Linked DNA regions of Homo sapiens: region 2 is linked to region 1. Evidence: chromatin loops called from intact Hi-C (ENCODE). Cell type or tissue: dorsolateral prefrontal cortex. All regions are shown on one strand. Links, peaks and the distances in the headings refer to the core of each region. The heading gives the core; the rest is flanking DNA. Region 1 overlaps LINC02774 (long intergenic non-protein coding RNA 2774). Region 2 overlaps LINC02774 (long intergenic non-protein coding RNA 2774).

What was found. A loop is a pair of places that touch in the nucleus more often than their neighbours do. Peaks named below come from ENCODE experiments on the same cell type or tissue, not always from the same donor. Only the 100,000 strongest peaks of a DNase experiment are listed, where the experiment ranks them.
Region 2: a loop joins it to region 1, with 2.1 times the contacts of the local background. A loop is called at or near these places in 4 of 110 quality-filtered maps.

What each region holds. Positions count from the first base shown.
Region 1 is chr1:244,029,143-244,039,420 of GRCh38, forward strand. All of the region lies in intron 8 of LINC02774 (long intergenic non-protein coding RNA 2774), which reads left to right. Among named protein-coding and RNA genes, the nearest start is that of ZBTB18, 17 kb to the right of the region's middle. In dorsolateral prefrontal cortex, for the core only: no CTCF peak of the experiment used is centred there; no DNase peak of the experiment used is centred there.
Region 2 is chr1:243,954,809-243,965,086 of GRCh38, forward strand. All of the region lies in intron 1 of LINC02774 (long intergenic non-protein coding RNA 2774), which reads left to right. It overlaps LOC105373258 (a long non-coding RNA gene), which reads right to left. Exons shown (of 3, transcript XR_949337.2): 3 at 5,309-5,507. Among named protein-coding and RNA genes, the nearest start is that of LINC02774, 43 kb to the left of the region's middle. In dorsolateral prefrontal cortex, for the core only: no CTCF peak of the experiment used is centred there; a DNase peak (open chromatin) is centred at 5,379; H3K27ac peaks cover 403 bases.

The DNA.
Region 1 (10,278 bases), core at 3,509-8,508:
TCAGGGTTTCTATGGACTTTTTTGAGTTGACATCTGAATCTGGGTATACCAGAGCCCTGGGTTCTTTTACTTACCCCTGTGAAATCTCTTATGCAGGGGTTGGCTTGGTTTTCTCCTCAAGGCCTGGTGTCATGCAACAAAAACTGTGTATGTGCACGGTCATATTTTCATCTGTGTGCAGGCTGCCCCCTTGGGGTTTCAACATTAGTATTTGCTGATTTTTCCTGCCATATACATTTAAGTGCAAAGAGTTTCATTTAGACGTAGAAAGGCCTGGAGGTGTGAGGAGGTGTAATTTTTCAGTAATGAGCTTAGCATATATAAAAAGGTAATGGGCAGTTTTATAAGGACTATTTATAAACTACTGAAGGGGAAAAAAGCACACTCCATTCTTGTTATTAGGATGAGGCAAGCTAGACAAAAAGACTGTTCATTCAAGTTTAACTTATCTATATCAAAAGACTCAGAATAGATGAAAATCGGTATTTCAAAAAGACAGCAGGCTAAATAAAAAATTCCACACAATGTTCATCCCAAGTAGTCTTTTTTTTTTTTCCTTTCTGTCTGTAGCTTGAGCACTGGAGATAATAAAGGAATCTGAAAAATGATAATCTCATTTTTTAGTTATTTGATAGTCTCACAACTGTAATCCAATGTTTTGACATTGACTGGCCTCTTGTTTGAAAGTATCTTTGGTTATAGACCAGGTTGTTCTGAACTGGAAATGATGTACTTTCTGGGTTTTCTAAAGAAAAAAAATATTAGGCATATTTAATCATACTCTAACCACTTATTTACCAAGGAATGCATTAATTCTTTTAATGGTGTTAAATGAGTATCCAGACTGTTACGGTTTCTGTAGTTGTTAATAGTCCACCTGCACTTATTCAGTCTTTCTTTTTTTGAGTGTTCATATGTTCACAGAAACTCAGTCCAGATGGTTAGGAATTGGATAAGTTGTTTAAGACGGTGGCACGTTATAAAGATACCCAGACTAGTCCCTGCATCTTAGGGGTGGGGACAGAGACTGCAGTGAGGTTAAGCATTTCACTCATGATCACACAGTCACCGGTGACTGAGGACATGAATTTAGTCTTTTCAGATCAAGCTGGTGACCAAAGGCTGTGACAACTGCATTCAAAGCCCCAAGTAACAATATGCTTCGTTCAACTGCAGAGGTAAGCCAGGCCAGGGTTTCTTGATCTTTGACGAGCAACGGCTTCAACAGGGAGGCTTTAAAAGGCACATATCCTCGGATCCCATGCCAAGACCCTATCCTTGGAGATTTGGGTTCAGTAAGTCTGAGGTGGGACCCTGGTACCAGTATTGTGGGAAAAGCCCCCAGGCGATTCTGATGAGCATTAAAGGTCGTGAATTAGTGACCGAGGCCCGTGGTCAGATCTACAAGCCTGGACACATGGAGAAAGATTTGGGGGAAAGAAGGGATTAGTCTAGTTCTGGCTCCATACCAGAAGGCACAGGAGGGCTGAAGAATTCCTGATGGTTTTCCTACAGCTCAGAGCCACGGTCAGGCAGCTGAGCAATCCCTCCTCCTTCTCTAAGCCACAAACCTCTGGCAGATACTTGGTGATTTCCTTATGGTAGACGAGAGTGGAATAATTACATGTTAGGAACTTTATCCTCTACATCTCTTTAGAGATGCTAGGGCTCCCTGTGGGCTGCAGGGCTAGGCATTCTCAGGCAACCTCTCATTCTTTACCAGAAACGAAGACCACGCCCCGCCTCTCAAGTCTCCCTCTTGGTGATCTTCTTCTCCCAGTCCTGCGGGGTCCTCGTCATTCACATTCGTGGTTCAAAAACTATTTCAGTGCCTGCTACGTGCCAGGACTGTTAGACATGTGACCCCAGTTATTCTAAACCCAAATAACCCCCAAATGGGGCTTCCTTGAAACATACCAAAAACAAATCAAAAGTCTTTTCATTTTTAACTTCAAATTGTTTCCTGGTTTTAGAAAAGTATTTTTGTACAATTTCCTCTTGTACCCTAAATAAACATCAATACTTCAGATTTTAGTTAATAGAAAAATTTTAAATTCATTTTTGTATTTCCAGTGAACAAGCCAAAGAGTTAAATCTTGCTTCATTTTCCCCCTAAGAAATAGACAAATCTCCTAAAATTTACCTTCTGCCTATCATATGCCTCAAAACTCTGAAAAAAAGCTGAACTTCAAAAATCAAACCATCAAAGGAAACAACAGTGAACAGTAACAACATCTTCTGGACAGTTCTGAAAATAGAGGCTGTAAAATTTTTATAAAAATGCAAGAAAGAGTCTCATGATAAAATGTGATGGATAATAACTTGCCTTATGATGCAGGCCACAAACTCATTATTAAGCCGAAATGGAATTTTAAACATTATTCCTTTTGCATCTATCATTTTTATCTCAATCATGTTTCCTGAAATGGATTGTCTTTGGTAATTGTCCAGAATTTGTGGGAAACGTTGGTTCAATAAAACCATCGTGATTGATTTTTTGGAGGAAAATAGAATTCTATCTATATATCTGTCTGTCTGACTGTCTGTTTTTGAAGTGTCTCACCCTGTTAAAAAAAATACCCTAAATGATCTTATTTTGCCCAAGTATCAGGTAGCTTTTTATAACAATAGCCTATAAAATACACAACAGTAGTATAAAAGGAAATGAAAAAGCTCTATCTGCCTCAATGATCCATTGTTATCTCTAGCAATATGCTCCCAGACTACAAGTTAAGTGAATTTTTTTTTGAGACAGGGTCTTGCTCTGTCTCCCAGACTGTAGTGCAGTGGTGCAATCAGCACTCACTGCAGCCTGTATCTCCCAGGCTCAAGTGATGCTCCTGTATCAGCCTCCCAAGTAGCTGGGACCTCAAGTGTGCACCACTATGCCCGGCTAATTAATTTTTTAAAAAAATTTTTTGTAGAGATGGGGTCTTGCTATGTTGCCCAGGCTGGTCTCAAACTCTTAGCCTCAAGTGATCCTCCTGCCTCAGCCTCCCAAATAATACTTGACAATGATGCTGAACTCTGAATAGAGAAATTATGAGCGTGAGCCACCATGCCCTGCCTCTTTTTTTTTTTTTTTTTTTTTTTTTTTTTGAGACGGAGTCTCACTCTGTCACCCAGGCTGGAGTGCAGTGGCGCAATCACGGCTGACTGCAAGCTCCGCCTCCCGGGTTCACGCCATTCTCCTGCCTCAGCCTCCCGAGTAGCTGGAACTACAGGCGCCCGCCACCACGCCCGGCTAATTTTTTGTATTTTTAGTAGAGACGGGGTTTCACCATGTTAGCCAGGATGGACTCAATCTCCTGACCTCATGATCCAGCCGCCTCAGCCTCCCAAAGTGCTGGGATATAAAGCCCTATGGAAGCTTTCCTTAACGTCCTCTATAGATGTTCAAAAATTATGCCTCATCATGGGAAAGCACACAAACAAGGAAGAAGGGCAACAGTAGGAATAAGAAGAACAGTAGCTGGCCAGGGCTTGAGATCAAAGCCACACCATTTCTGGAGGCTCATCTTCCATTATTAGAAATGTCTGAGTCTTAGATGCTTCAATATTAAGATGACATAAGAAGACGATTTTGTGACATAGTGAGTTGTATCCTTGAGCATGTGGACCTTGTTAAGTGGGCCTTTAGAAAATAAATTTAAAACAGGGATATTGGAAACTATATTTTCTGTTTATTTACTAGGTAAGAGAAGGCTATGCTCTTGTTTGTTCTTTCTGGGAATACAGCTAGACTAAATTTCTCAGACTCTCTTGCAGTTAATTTTGGGCCATACAACAGAGTTCTGGCCAATAGCTTGTTGGTAGAAGCGTCAAATGCCACCCTAGGCATGGACCATGTTAAATCTCCTTGTATAATCCTATGTGATATCTATTTCTATTCTGTGGGGACTTGGGAGGCCATATATGGAAGATGATTGGAGTCTCCGGTGGCCGAGATGGAAAAAGATTGGTCTCTGAATAATTGCATGGAAGAGGGTCCCACATTCTTCTCCCCGCCAACCAGAACACATTGGGCTAGTCTATCCTCAGAAATAAACCTTTCTGCCCTTTGATCAGCATCTCCTCATTCTCCTCACCCCTGGTAACTGCCATTCCATTCTCTGCTTCTATGAGTTCAACTTTTTAGAGTCCACATATAAGTGAGATCACGCAGCATCTGTCTTTCTGTGTCTGCCTTATTTCACTTAGCATGACAGCCTTTCAGTTCATCCATGTCACAAATGACAGGATCTCCTTTTTAAACGCTGACTAGTATTCCGTTGTACATATACCATGTTTTCCTTATCTATTCACCTGTCGATGGACACTTAGATTGATTCCATACCCGGACTATTGTGAATAGTGCTGCAATGAATATGAGAGTGCAGATATCTCTTCAACATACTGACTTCATTTCCTTTAGATGTAACCCAGGAATAGGAGTGCTGGATCATATATTAGTGTTATTTTAATTTTTTTAGGAACCCCCCCACCCTGCCATACAGTTTTCCATAATGGCTGCACCAATGTATATCTCCACCAACCTTGATTTATTTATTATGGAAACGAAGTTGGGAAGGATGCAGTCCTGGGCTGGTATGGTAATTTTAGGAAGTCATTAAATTAAGAAACTTCCTCCAGCTCTCCTCTCCAGCCTCCTTATAATGTGGCTCTCATCCTTGTGGTCCATCATGTCAGCCCAAGCTCCAGCCATCACGTCCATATTCCAGACAATAGAAAGCAACCAAGAAGAAAGGGTCAAAAGGCATATTCATGGTCTTTTAAGGAAGCTTCCTGTAAACTGCACAAAACACTTCCACGTGCATTTCATTGTCCAGAATTTGTCATAGGGAGCTATCTAGCTGCAAAGAAAGCTGGGAAAGCTTTACTTGGGGGCAGTCATGTACTTGAGAGTTTTGTCACTAAAGAAGAAGGGGAGAACAGCTATTGGGGTAGGGGACCAGAAGACTTTGCTACAGTTAATAACTGCAAGCTTCCTACTGTGAGGGAAAAATTAGCGTATACAAAATGCAATTTTAGACACACACATGTGTTCATGTATACACTTCTTTGTTTACACTTAAACATATGTAACATATAGAGCTTGCCATTTTCACCCTAGTCTTAGCCCATCAGAATTCCTCTGTAGTCAGTGAATTAACTATTCTCCAGTGTTTTGGGCATAAATGTAACTTTACCTGATGGCAAAAGAAAAATAAGGATACTTTACATTTTGTGTATCAGCATGCATAGAAATACAGTCATGTGCCACCTAATGATGTTTTGGTCACCAATGAACTGCAAATATGATGGTCCCATAGGATTATGAGCTAAAAACTTCCTATCACTTAGTGACACAGCCATTGTACCATCATAGCACAATGCATTACACATTTTTCCAGTGATGTCGGTATAAACAAACCTACCTGTGCTATCAGTTGTATAAAAGTACAGTACATGCATTTATGTACAATAAATAATACTTGATAATGATACTAAACAACGATGTCATTGATTTATGTTTTTACTACACTATACTTTTATTATTATATTTTAGAGTGTACTCCTTCTACTTATTTTTTTAAAAAAAAGTTAACTGCAAAACAGCCTCAGGTCAGTCCTTCAGTAGGTGTTCTAGAAGAAGGCACCGTTATCACAGGAGATGACAGCTCCACGTGTGTTACTGCCCCGAAGACCTTCCAGTGAAAGATGATGTGACATGGATGATCCTGACCCTGTGTAGACCTAGGTTAATGTGTGTCTTTGCATCTCAGCGTTTCACAAAAAAGTTTAAAAAGTAAAAAACGAATTTTAAAAATAGAAAAAAGCTCATAGAATATGGATAGAAATATTTTTTGTACAGCTGTACAATAAATATGTTTATGTTTTAAGCTAAGTGTTATCCCAAAAGAGACAAAAAGTTTTTAAAAAATTGAAAAGTTTACAAAGTAAAAAAGTGACTGTAAGCTAAGGTTAATTTACTAGTGAAAAAAAATTTTTAAATAAATTTAGTGTAGCCTAAGTGTACGTACCATGTTCACAGAAGGTCTACAGTAGTGGACAGTGACGTTCTAGGCCTTCGCATTGACCTGCCCTCACCCACTGACTCACCCAGAGCAACTTCCAGTCCTGCAAGCTCCATTCATGGTACGTCTCCTATACTGGTGCGCCATTTTATATCTTTTATTCCTTATTTTTACTGTACTTTTTTTTATGTTTAGAAACACAGACACTTACCATTGTGTTACAATTGCTTACGCTATTCAGCGTAGTAACAAGCTGCACAGATTTTTAGTCTAGGAGCAACAGGCTACTACACCTTATAGCCTAGGTGTGTAGTAGGTTATCGCATCTAGGTCTGTGTGAGTGCAGTCTATGTTGTTTACACGATGACAAAATTGCCTAACGATGCATTTCTCAGCACGTATACCTGTCATTAAGTGATTCATGGCTGTAAGTAATTACATGCATGTGTCAGTATAACACGCTCTGCTATTGTTTCAATGTAAGCACGGCAAGTATTGTGCTCATCGCATTGGACTTAGAGATGGATATTCCCTATTCTGAGTCTGTTTATGTCAGTGCATGTGTTTGAGCGAATCGCAAGAACTTGCTAATACCTTCCATTTCTATAGTGCCTCCTACTTTATAGAATTGTGGAGACATTCTGTTAGAATAAATATAAAACAGATAACTCTCTTTACATTGGATGTGTGGTAGATACCTTTCTTTATCATGTTTCCTGTGTACTCTATTTCACAGGCACATAATACATACACCAAATTTCCTCCCTATTTTCTATGACATCAAGGACCATGCCCCACCCCCATGTAATATTATATTATTTTGTTTTAAAATCGTATCTATCCTTCTCCCTCATTCCCCACCCACCTATCTGGGTACACTCCAACATTGTATTTGTCCATGCTACTACCCCCCTAATATAACAGAATAAGGAACGTTTCATACCAAAGATTTAGGATTTTCAGTACATTCAGCGATCAGGTGTTGGAAGCATCCAAAAAGTGACCTCTAGAAAACTAGGGCTAAATGGTTTACATTTTACACTGTCTAAACGCTTCACAAAGGACTATCTCTTAATTTCCCACTAACCCTATAATTAAAGAGCATGCTATCATCGTCATGCCTGTTTTTACGGAAGTGCAAACTAAGGCTTGCCTAAGTTAAAGTACAGCTACATAGCGAGGGGCAACCTGACGCCAACTGCACATGGTCTGCCCCCAAAGCCCATGATTCGAATCACGATGCCATGATTCGAATCATCAGCATGGCCCTGATGATCGGTATCCAGGGTCCCCACAGAGCCGCTTTGCCAAACAACGCACGTTTGGGGAGCACCGCTTTATACAGCGTGCTCTGCTCGGAGACACAATCCCTCCCTGGGAAGGCCTACAGTCTAATTCGGAAAATAACGTTATCATATAAAATGACTGGAATACCAAATACCCTATCCACAAGAAACCACTGATGTCCAGGCCGAGGCGGCCTCGTGACTGTAGGAGAATTAAGAATCGTGGGGGATTCGTGGCTGCTGACATATTGTTGCAGACCACCTTGCCTCACTATAAAAGCTGAACTAGTTTGAGGCAAAGGTTTTTTGGGTTTTGTTTTCAGGCAAATCGTGTCTTGCCATGAATTAACCACCAACCCTCTTCATGTGCACTCACTCATCCCCCTGCCACCCCAGTCATTTATTTGCAATCACGTTCGCATATTCTGGGCACTGGAAGTTGGTTCAGTTAACAAGGAAGAAGGAAACTGATAAAGATATTGTTAATGGATCTCTTTGTGCATAAAAAGAACTCCCATCTTCCCTCCCACATGCTGTCCTGAATTCCCCTTTTCCTTCTTCTCAAAGTTTTACTTTTTCTCGGAATGTCTGTGTGTGCCATATGACAGTGATTTTCTGTGGTAATTGCTTTATTCTTCAATAAGAACCTTTACAATAGCAAACTCCTACAATACTTATGTGTAAATTAGGGCTGTTCCAAAGCAAAAAATTGAAACTTGCACGTCGTCATTTTTGATAAATTAAAAAAAAATCCCCTTGAATGTGAGAATGTTTGTCTTGTGCCAAAAAAAAAAATTAATTCTTTTCTGCATCTAGAGTTTCATGCGTTTGGGTTTACATTACAGGATCTCAGAGAGAATAGATCATTAATTCATTTCAACACAGTCAGCTTACCAAGAAAAAGTGTGTTTCATTCTGCTTTATACAAAAGTCGGGTGCAATTGTATAGAAATGCAATTTTACAATTAAAGTGCTCTCGGGCTTATGAACACTGTTCATAAGTCGGCTGGCTGTGGAGGGTAGAGGGTGGCTGCGTCCCCAAACAGCAGGGCCCAGCAAGAGGGAAAAGCCACACACCTTCTCTGAGGGGCCCCCCAAAAAATGATCGCGGTAGCAGTAGCTTTATTTTGCTCACTTGCAATAGCAACAACAAAATGATGCCACAGACGAAAACTGTCATGTCCCACCCGCTCCATCTGTCCTGTGCTGTGCACCCTCATTCTACAAATTAATCTTTCACACATTTTTTAACAAAAAAGTGTTCATGTTATAAAAGAAAAAAAAACAAGGAAAACAGAAAAGGCTGTGTAGAAAATAAATTAAATTTAAATTTGATGGCAGTTATGACTTTTTTTATTGACTATAAGAGCAAACAGTCACATCAAATTGGTGCCACTGGCATATAATTAAAACTACAGGGCACCCTTAATGATCTCTGACAATGATCGCGTGTGTTTTTTTTTAAATATAGCACGCACATTTTGTCCAATTTGGGCTCTTTTTTCCTGTTGCTTTTGTCCTCTTTCTGAGTGGATATTATTCATGAACTGAGTCTTTATTATCTATTTGGCCATCTGCATAGCATTGGCCATAGTCCCCTGTATTGTAATTTTGAGTGAAAATAAGGACTGCTGGAGATTGCAACACTAAAAATAAATAATAGTAATAACACGCTTTAAGAACTCAGAAGTAAAAAGCATAAAGAAAAACATTTGGGCTGGAGGTGAGCTTTGGAGATATGTGGCTTGAAGGTGGGGGTGAAACAGAAATCATTCCATTCTCTCATTCAGCATAATAGAAGCTGGATATTCACTCTGACCAAACTAACATCTAGTTGCCTTGATAAGATAATAGGCGATTCTGAAAGCGATGCTTCCTCATGCTGGATTGTCTTTGAAAGAAAACAAATATTTGTTCTCTTGGTACTCTCTTGCTTCAGAAGTCCACAGACTTCTTCGTGGAGGGACAGCCAGTAGCACAGCCTCCTTTGGCTATCAAGATTTTAGCTACTGAATATTCATCTTTATCACGTATTAGGTCCCTTGCTTTTAGTTTAGTGAAGGCAGATTTTTTAAAAAGTTAAAATAATAGAACACATTTCCAGTTAAACAAAATATGCATGGGGGAAAATGAACTAACTGAAAACTAGTATAATTGTTTTATTTCTAAAACATTGTCTAATTTTATTTGGTTTCTTCCATTCTTCCCCCCAACCCTTTGGATCTTTTCTTTTCTTTCTTTCTGAAATTCTCTTCATCAGGGTTTGCTTGCCTTTTTTTCTTTCCACTTGTCAGATCTTCCCTGCAGCCTGTGGAAGGCCATCAAACCAGCTGATTGAAAGATGAATATGAGCTAGCTAAGAAACATCTCCCTGAGCAGAGTAAATATGCAAGACTATCATATATGAAAAGAACATTTTTGTTTCAAGTGGAAATGTATAGTAGTCTATTTGATTTTTAATGTTCCTTGATTTTTTTTTGCTCATAGTTTATTCCTATTAAACTTGAGGAATATACAATTAAAGCTTTGCTTCCTCTTTCTCTCTTTCTCATGCTTTCTCTCTCTCTTTTTCATGCACACAAACTGCTTGGGCTTACTACCAAAGCAGAATGAATTCTGTCAATTATCTCATTATTTAGAAAATGAGTTATTTACTTGCATTAAATTATGGTTTAAAATAACTTTCTTGTTGTATTTCTCTTTCCTTCCAAAATTGGTTCATGTATGTATACAGTAATAGCCTGAATGGCATAAAATTTTCAAATTTGGAAAGTTTGAGCTAATCACTTTAATATCCATATTGACTTACCTAAAAATAATGAAGAAGTTCTAAAATCAAAAGAGATAACCCAGTTTCCAAAATAGCCACATGTGTATTTGCTCATGGCGGATAAAATTTAGGGCATATGTATTTATTTATTTTCATACCTATTTAACTTGTATAGAGAGGGTATGTTGGTCATTTAAAAAAATGA
Region 2 (10,278 bases), core at 3,095-8,094, 75 kb before region 1:
CTGCTTTAATTATGATTTGAAACATTTGCTTGGAAAGTTATCTAGTATATGTCCAACACACTATGGATTCCTACTTTGATGCTATGAATGAGGTTTAGGTATCACTGTATGTTTGTGATAGCGCTGAATACCAGTGCAGTGGCCCACCTCTCTAACACGTTTCCGTCTGTATCATCACGTATCATAAGACTTGTTGTAATGGATCTTGAGTTGTAACAAGGTTAACAGAGATGCAGACTCCTACAGGAGCATATGGAGCTAACTCAGGAGCTAATGTTCTATCTCTAGCTTTTGAGATTCAGTCCAACTTGAATGGATTCAGATGAAGCAAGAAAAATCTGAGAACAGGAGCCTAGAAAGGAAAAGTTAATCCAATTTAATTCAACCTTTTCAATGAAGCAACATTTCATGTTTGGAGTTCAAACTTCTGAAGTTCTAAATAATTAATTTAAGTGCATTGAAATTTATCTGTTTGGAGGCTGCTCTCATGAAGAGACCAAGCTTAGAAAAGTGGTTTCTTAACCCTCTGGGTGCATCAGAATAGCCTGGCGAGCTTCTGACAAACACAGATACGTGGTCTTCATCCCTAAGAGATTGTGAGTCAATTGGTCTGGCATTCTACTTTTCAGAGGCTGCCCACCCAGGGGATTCTAGTGTGCTAGCAAATACTGAAGCCTAGAATCAGAAGCTCATAGTAAACAACTGGGAAGTATAAAGTGCTTTGCAATTATGAGACATTATTTTTATGATATGCTACTATAATTTCTTTTCTGTCTTCTCCTCCTAATTTCTCAACATGGTTAACTCATTCCATTTTGAGTGGAGTTTTTTTGTTTTTTGTTTTATTTTTCCTGGAATCCCTGTGGCCTCGTTCTTTCTATTGCTCAGCAAGAACCCACATACCCGTGACCGGCACAGAAGAGGTAACTGAGAAGTATCTTCCTGGGCACCCGCGAGGGTGCTACTGATGGAGAGTGTGCTTTCTTTCTAAAGCCAGATAATACTGTTGTTGTGTTGTTTCTCAGTCTAGATTCATTGTGACTTTGCTTCCTTCCATTAACTTGGACAGTTCTGAGTCCCCTCCGTCGGCTGGATGTCTGCGTCCTGTGCCAGAGAGTACACAGGAAATCGAGTGGTGGGGCCATTGCTTACTTCCAGACTCAGATTCCAACTTCTTTGTTCATAATGCAAAATTTGATGGTCAGAATAAAACTATGCAAATAAGATGATCCTATAGCCCAAGATAAAAGTAGGACTTTATTTAGTTTTAATATTTTTTAGAAACAAGGTCTCACTCTGTCGCTCAGGCTGGAGTGCAGTGGTGCCATCATAGCTCACTGCAGCCTCGAACTCCTGGGCTCAAGCCATCCTCCTGCCTCAGCCTTCTGAGTAGCTAGGACAAAAGTAGGACTTTAAATTGATGCTGAGATTTGCAAGATTCAGTTAGTAGGATCCTAGAGAAGTTAAATCACACAGGTTGAAATATCCTGATGATGATGATGATGATAGCTAACACACAGTGTTTACAATCTGTCAGACCCTAGTCTAAGTGCTTTACTCCCATTAACTCATGTAATCTTCACAACAACTGTATGGGTTAGGTACTATTATTGTCATCCCTGCACTACAGATCAAGAAACTAAGGCACAAAGAGAGGCTTTCGAGGCTTGATTTGCCATTAATGAGCCTATGTGAGCTTGGATACATCACTTAACCTTTCAGGATCTCAGATTTCTGGTTGGATTAGTGCTTTTCTACAACTCCTTTCTACTCGATGGTTCAGTAACTTTGTGAGTCATTCATTCCTAATGATCTCTGATCTCTGTTTCATTTAACCAGGACATTCCACTTCTGCCCATGTATCTTACTGATTTGGTGCAGTGATTTATTCTTTGTCTGTCCTTACCCTACTTTGTTTTCTATTAACCTCGGTTTCTGTTCCTTCAAAGTCTTCTACATTCTTTTCCTTATTAAAAACATCTGGAGAATCTTCTACATTTTGATAGGTTTCATTTCTAGAGGTAGAGAGTTTATCTATGTACATCAGCATTGGAGTTTGAGGACTTCCATTTAGGAGTCAAATGCAAATCTTAGAACTTTAGTGAGTCAAATAGTGTCATTTTCCTTAAAAAATAACAGTATAGAAATGAGTGAGAAAATGATGAAAATGAGCTGAAGTACTGAACTGAAGCACATGGTAACTGAAGTAGCAGCTGGATCATGGTACCCAGTGTAAGTTGTTGTGCTGACACTATTTTAATGAATACATTTTACATTATTTTCACGAATGTTAATATAGAGCTGCTACTATACTTGTGATTCAAAGAATGATATTTATAGTATACTAATACACCCAATAATGATGCAATGAAGAAGCTAAGATTTTCCATTCTTTTCCAGATTTGAAAGTGTGGACAGTGAGATTGGGGAAGCAGGTAGAACAGTACTTGAGAAATTTAAGAGGACTAAGGTTCTCTGTTTACTCCAGATGTCCAGAGGATCAATAGACAGTCTTTTCTCCATGGTGACTTACTCACTCTAGAAAAACAACTATCTAAAAGGGGAAGCTAAACATAATGATCTCACATTTCTATAAACATTCAGGGCCTTTTTCTGCTTTGCACTGGAACCTGAAAATGTGTGATTTTCTATTTTATCTGCAAATTGGAAGGTTCTCATGGTCACCATATTAAGAGCTTATATAAAAGGGGCCAGATAGATGAAGAAGAACATTCTCAGCTCTGTATGCCTACCTGGCACTTCTAACACGCAATTCTCTATTTTCCATGAAACCAGGAAGTTTGTGGATTCCTGCAAGGATTCAAGTGACTCACATCAATGAAGGCGGTGAATATGTTGGACCCAAACACCATCGGAAACATCTTTGTCAGCAGGGAGCAGAAGTTATATTAATTAAAATGTACTAAGAAGGCACAGGGTGCCCTCCCAACGAGTTACAAATTATTTTAATCCTAAATAAGGATGTTGCCTCCTGGCATCTTGTACTGCAGGGAATTAGAATAGAAACGTCTGTGGCATTTCTAGAAGTAGGGTCAGCAGGCTCAGATGGGATCTCTCAAGTTAGGAGCTGGACACATTTTGATAGAGAGCCACCAATTCAATTAAGTGATATTTAGTCAATCTCCTCTACGTATTCAGAGAAGATTAGGAAAAGGTTCAAAGTGAAAGGATCAGAAACAGGTAAAACTTGGAGAGAAGAGTGAAGGACTTGGTATATTAAGAAATAATCGGAGACTGGGCGCGGTGGCTCATACCTGTAATCCTAGCACTTCGGAAGGCTGAGGCGGGCAGATCGCCTGAGGTCCAGAGTTTGAGAGCAGTCTGACCAACATGGAGAAGCCCCGTCTCTACTAAAAATACAAAATTAGCCAGGCGTGGTGGCAGGTGCCTGTAATCCCAGCTATTCGGGAGGCTGAGGCAGGAGAATCACTTGAACCCGGGAGGCGGAGGTTGCAGTGAGCTGAGATCGCACCACTGCATGCCAGCCTGGGCAACAAGAGTGAAACTCCATCTCAAAAAAAATAAAAAGAAAAATAAAAAAAAAAAGGAAAAAGAAAGAATAAGTGACCCTATAAAGGAAGAGTATGATTGAGTGGAAGGTGCTGGACTCATACAAGACTACTGGCACATGCTGAGACAGTTGCCACATGGGCCTGGCACCTCAGCATACGGACCTTTGTTTGGGAAGATAAGATATCACCGGGATTTTTTAGCCAAAGACCTTGATAAATTCATTCGTTTTAGAGGAACTTGGGGATTCACTGTGGAAACAGTGTTTTCTTTTTTTTTTTTTTTTTTTTTCAGAGTCTTACTCTGTCACCCAGGCTGGAGTGCAATGGCCCGATCTCAGGTCACTGCAACCTCTGCCTCCTGGGTTCAAGCTATTCTCCTGCCTCAGCCTCCCCAGTAACTGGGATTACAGGCAGTGCCACCATGCCTGGCTAATTTTTGTATTTTTAGTAGAGACAGGGTTTCTCCATTTTGGTCAGGCTGGTCTCAAACTCCTGACCTCAGGTGATCCACCCGCCTCGGTCTCCCAAAGTGTTGGGATTACAGGCATGAGCCAGCGCCTGTCTGAAACTTAGTGTTTTCTGTGTGGATTTGGAAAACCTAATGAAGTTGTTGAGATAATTTCTTCACTGTGTGTCATCACATACATAGACCGCGTGCAAATCTTTGGACATGATTGTAAGCTGACTTATTATCCATTGTCAAGAATGTTATCATTAACACTTTCAAGCATTAGTGTATGGATGCAACTTTCACTATTGGAAAGAGCCAAGTTAAATGATCCAGGGTGGGCAAATAGGAGGTAGCCTCGTGTCCTCTGGACCCCGCATTCCTGGTAAGCCATTGCTTTTCAAATGGCAAACGCCGGGCTCAGCCTCCACATCTGCAAATGATTTGAGAAGAAAGAATTTGGGTTAAAATTCAGAGATGAATGTTAGGATGCCTTAAAAAGACTTCCCTGAATGAGAAAGGAAAAGAAAAAAACGCTATTTTTTGGTGTGTGGTGACGGAGAATATTAGGGTTGTGAGTATGAAAGTACCTTTTTTTTTCAACTGTAAAGCTGGAAGAGCATATGAATAAGAATGGCTTGTGCTGGCAGCAGCAGAGTTGACATTTGGGAGAGGAGAGAGAAGCTAGCTTCAAGCCGGAGGACCAGATTTTGAGCTTGCTTAGTTCTACCAGGAAACAGCAAGGGCAGGAGGTCTGGCCCTACCACCCGTGTGCACCCTTGGTTAATACTCTCTAGAGCAGAACCCAGAAAATGGGAGTCTGTAACATAAACATTAATCCACATGTATAACTCCGTCAATTAAAAGACCAATAAACAGGCAGCTTAATAGGACATTATGCCATAGATGACTCTAATCAGCTCAACATATTGATTTCTGAGCATTCTCAATTTGTTTATCAGAACCAAGTGTATTCTTTTTTAATTACTTTGCCAACTTATCCCTATGTTGCATGGCTTTTGCGATATATAGTCTTACACGGTAGGAAATGCCCTACCACACTTAATATTGGGCTGGTTTAATAAGATCGGAATAACATTGACCAACTTCATGTTGTCAGATATAAAGTTGGGGTTGCAAAGAGATGGATAGATAGACACAAAATCTTTGAAAGGGGGATTTTGCCTGGATTCAATCAAAATACAAATCAAAAAATTGTAAAATAGAATCTACCAGCTAAAACTAATGAGCACAAAACTGCATTGATTTGGCCCAGGGTGGACAAATAGAACATCTGGCATATTTGGCACCAATGACACAGCTGGCATTGTTGGAAACGTTTCTGCAGAAGGTGCAGATGCAGAAATGGGAGAATTGGTACAAACAGTGCAGATGGAACAGTTGGAACAGATGACAGTGGGCAGAGCTGGCGATGCTGGCACAGGTGTCACAACCTCAACAGCTGGCACAAGTTGTGACAATCCTGGGATTTCTTAGTACAAGGCACATGTTCATTTTGGCTTTGGCTGCAGAGAGATAAGAGCATTTTATAATTAGTAAATGTGCCATTTAAAAAAGAACTTTTTTCCCCTCCATCCTTAAGGACATCCACCTCCAACTGTTAAAGCTTGGAATATGGAGCATTTTTGCAAATTAGAATTTCCCCGAGAAAGCCATAATTGATAAATACAGATTTCATAGAAGAGGCAATTAGATATTTTTGTTATGATATAGATAAAATTCATGAATGGGACTTCTTCATAGGAGTTTTGTGAAAAATAAAGGTCAGATTTTTGGAAATGAAAGTACACTTTGCATTTAAACCAAAATTTATTTGTTATCAACTTAGAGGGTTATTTGTTTCTGAAATATCATGAGTATTCCCCAATTATATAAAACTTTCTGTAGAATCACACTTGAAGATGTGGTACAAAATTGGAAACCTGTCTACAGAACAGGTTGGGAAAAGAGAAAAAATGCTGGAATACAAAATATGGAGAAATCATGATATTGCCACTTTCAAATACCAATGGGACTTGGCTCTAATTTCCTCTAAAATGCTGTAAGTTGGGCTTGAATAAAAATACAATATAGTATAATCTTTTGGGCAATGACATTTAATATCAGATGTAAAGTTGAAAGAACAAAGCAACTTTTTTGTTAGTGGCTAGAAATTATTATTCTAATATTTTTATTGTCACTAAAGTCTAGTCATGTCACAGGAAGGCTAAAAGCGATTACCTTGTTAAAAATAATAAAAACTAAACAAGGGGGATTAAATATTGGGTTCTTAAATCTAGAAGCACATGCTCTTGAACATGGTAGGTACCCCACAAATTCTTGTTGAAAAAATGAACCTATGGTCTATGAAATATCAATATTCAGAATTTTAAAAAAATCACCCTCACTAATAATAACTAAACTTCTCTTAGGAAGAAACAAAACAAATCAGGCCTCAGTCTTCCTTAAAGTCTTAAATTTTATACATATATTTTAGCTAGCTTCTTTCCCCCAAGGGAAATTATAAATGAGAAAAACTGGTTGGATGTCACCTACTCTATGTCCCCAAGGAAATTCATAATTATTTAGATTTTCCAGTTAATATTGAACTAAATCAGCACCATAAATCAGCTTCTATTCATGATCATTGCAGCACAGTGAATGTTTTAGATGTATTTGGAGACTTTTGGGGAACCACTACATTAAGGGTTAATTAATTCTCCCTGGTGTCCAGTTCTTGACCATTAGCAACATGCTGTCTTTATTTCCAGTTGGCCCTGCATATATTACCTTATTTAATTAAAAAACCCAATAAGTTAAAGGCATTTAAACATATCTGATTGTAGTTTCTCCATTACTTCTACTTTGTTATAACCTCATGTTGAACCCAACAAAACTATTCTTGTTATTCAGAACTTCAGTTCTATCACTTAACTTTACTTCATTTCTTGACTGAGCTGACAGAAATGTTTCTGCTTAAAACAGATACATTAATTTGTTAATTGTACTTTTGTGACATAGATCAACTAGGAGATGGAGGAGGTGGTGAGAGGGCTTCCTGTTCCCTCAGGGCACAAAGATGATGAGAGATAAATCAGTTCAGAGGAAGAGGCTGGACATGTCCACCCTGTACATCTTCCTTGGTCTGAAACACTACTCTGTGGCTGAATCTCAAATGAACGTTTCTCCTCATCAATAAGTACTTTATGGAAGATGACCAATCCAAGGCAGCAAATAAGGATATTTCTAGGCCTTGATGTTTGAGGGGTCAGCAAAAGTTTTTCTGAAGATTGAGGATGAGGGTGGGTCATTCCCTTGAGCGCCTGCTGTCTTCAGGAATTAAATGAAAATTAAGCATGAAACATGCAATCTGTTGGAGCAATTTGATTCCCCTATACTTGTCCCAGCCACTGTCTATTTCTAAGCACATTGAACTTCCCAATGTATTGGTGTCTCATCTTGTGTAAATATCCTTTTCCTTCTCTTAGCTCCAAGACATCAGGATGTGCTTTTCTTCCACCCTTCGAATGGTTGCTCTGCATTACACCTCTCTGCTATCCCTGGAGGGCTTTTGAGTACTATGTGAGCTGGGATTTATGGCAACGGGATGTGAACGGGGGCACCTTCATATGGGGCAGCTTGTCTTTTCTGCCCATGGTAAACTGGAATACATTTTTTTTCCTAGGCTTAAAAAATAACTGTGTTGGAGAGGTGGTAAAGTAAAGCCTATTTACCTAAAATAAAACCATCTACAAAAGCAAAACAAAATTAAAGGGAAATTTATATATTAATTTTAAGACCTCATCTTCTTCCGCTTTCTCTGCATTCTCCTGATGCACCAGCTACAGACCCCTAGCAAGACCCCCGCCCCAGCTCTTTTTTGAATGAAAAGCATCAATTCATGGATCAGACATAGCCCCTAGGCATGTTAGCAATGAGCCTGTTTGTGCTAAGGCACTGTTTTCCCTCCCTTGCCCCACCAGGAGGGCTGTGGGATGGTTATGAAGACACAATGATGTAGCTGTAAAGCAACTCATTCTTGTGAGTCTGCTGGAAGTGGGAAAAGAGGAAAAGAGAGATAGGTAAGAATTCGGTGTTTTTTGTTTTGTTTTTAATGAAAACCAGAGTAGTCCTGTATGGAGATTATTGGGCTATTGTTTCACTACAGTTTAAAATTGAACTTACTGAAGATTCATGATTTAGAACTTGCAGGCAAATCAAGATTTAAGCTGCCATCTATTCCCCTAAACTACTGTGCTGATATCTATCACCGTGTTATGTAAATAAACAATTAAATGGAGTGTAGATTCATTTACTCATTTAAAAATGTTTCAGTGTGAAAAAATGTAAAACATACTAAAGAAGTAGATAGTAGACAGACTCAGGTACCCATCACGTAGGTTTAACCATTACTAACATTTTGCTAACTTTGTCTCATCTTTCTCCCTGCCATCCACACACATATTTTCTCCCCACTTTCCTGGAGTGTTTTAAAGTAAATTTGAAATGTCATTTTACCCTGAAATACTTCAATGTTCATTTTTAATAGGCAAGGGCAATTAAAAACACACAACAACCCAGAATAATATTTCTTCAACATCATCTAATTCCTAGTCTAGCCTCAGAGTCCTCTGTTTGTCTCAGTGGTACATTTGTACAGTTTGTTTGTTCAAATCAGGACCCAAACGAGGTTCTGATAATGGCTCTATGGTTTATTTTCTCTCTTTTTTTCATTGTTACTGATTAGTTAGATAAACCAGGTCATTTGTCCATAGAGTGCCTTGCATTCTGAGTTTGGCCCGTTGTTGGCTTGTAAAGACATTTAACCTGGTCTTTCATCTCCTGTATTTCCTGTGAATTGGTATTTAGATCTCTAGGCTTGTTGGGATTCAAGTTCAATTTTTTAGGCAAGAATACTTCATAGCTGGTGCTGTGTATTTCCTATTGCAACACATTACGGGGCAAATAATACCTAGTCATCCCATGTTTAGTGGTGCTAAGATTGCTCAATGCGTTCAGCTGGTATATATTTTTGATGCTTAAGACTGTATTCATCTGTTTTCAAGCTTCTTTTCACATATGGATATTGCTAATTTTATCTCAATCTCTTTGTATAATCACCAGGGAGTCCTTCAATTGTTAACAAATATTCTTTGATATTCATTTTATTAGCAAACTTCCGATGGGCAATACCAACTTTCCATACACACACACATATATCTGGAATTTTTTCATAGCACATTTTACATGTATTTTTCTTGCCTATATGTCATTGGAGGTTAAAACTAAATTATAACACACTTTGTGCATCTATATGCATGGCCATTTGCAGGTTAACCAATGAATACTAGGTTAGATCAATACATGATCAGTTAACAATTGCAGTAATCAGAGTAAATATTTGTAGTCTGGGTAATTTTAGTCATATTTGCAACCAAAGTTCATCAACTGTTCATTGATATGTAACCAGTCTAAAAATGGTTGATCCAGTTGTTGCAGGAATCCTAGTGGCTAAATGAACTTAACTATACTGCTGTATCATTCATTGCTTGGCAGTTCAACTATGACTATCAAATGTTTGGTAATTTCAATATAGTCAGTATTGCATGACTTGCTTTTTACTTCACATCATTGGTAATAAGTATGTGGTCATAAATAGACTACATGGGCCAGGCGCGGTGGCTCACGCCTGTAATCCTAGCACTTTGGGAGGCCGAGGTGGGTGAATTACCTGAGGTCAGGAGTTCGAGACCAGCCTGGCCAACATGGTGAAACCTCATCTCTACTAGAAATACAAAAATTAGTGAGTCATGGTGGTGGGCACCTGTAATCCCAGCTACTCAGGAGGCTGAGGCACAAGAATCACTTGAATCTGGGAGGTGGAGGTTGCAGTGAGCCAAGATTGTGCCACTGCTCTCCAGCCTGGGCGACAGAGTGAGAATCCATCTCAAAAAAAAAAAAAAAAAGAAAGAAAAAGAAAAAAGAAAAGAAAAGAAGTAGAATACATGGGAATATAGCAAACTACTTAGAAGCAGTTAAATGATAGGATAATTCCAAAATATAAACATTCATAATTGAAATCCTATGAAAAATGCATACTAAGTTTGATTGTTCCAAATAGATTGTTACTGAATAAATAGAATCAGAATTATATGCAATGAAGTATTAAATAGACATTTTGAATATTTTAAATATTTTTAATTCTTATTTGTTCCCTTGTCTGAAAATGGAAGTGTTAATATCATTGGTTTAGGATTAATAAATACAGAATTGAATGTTTTTCCAGTGGTGAGTAAT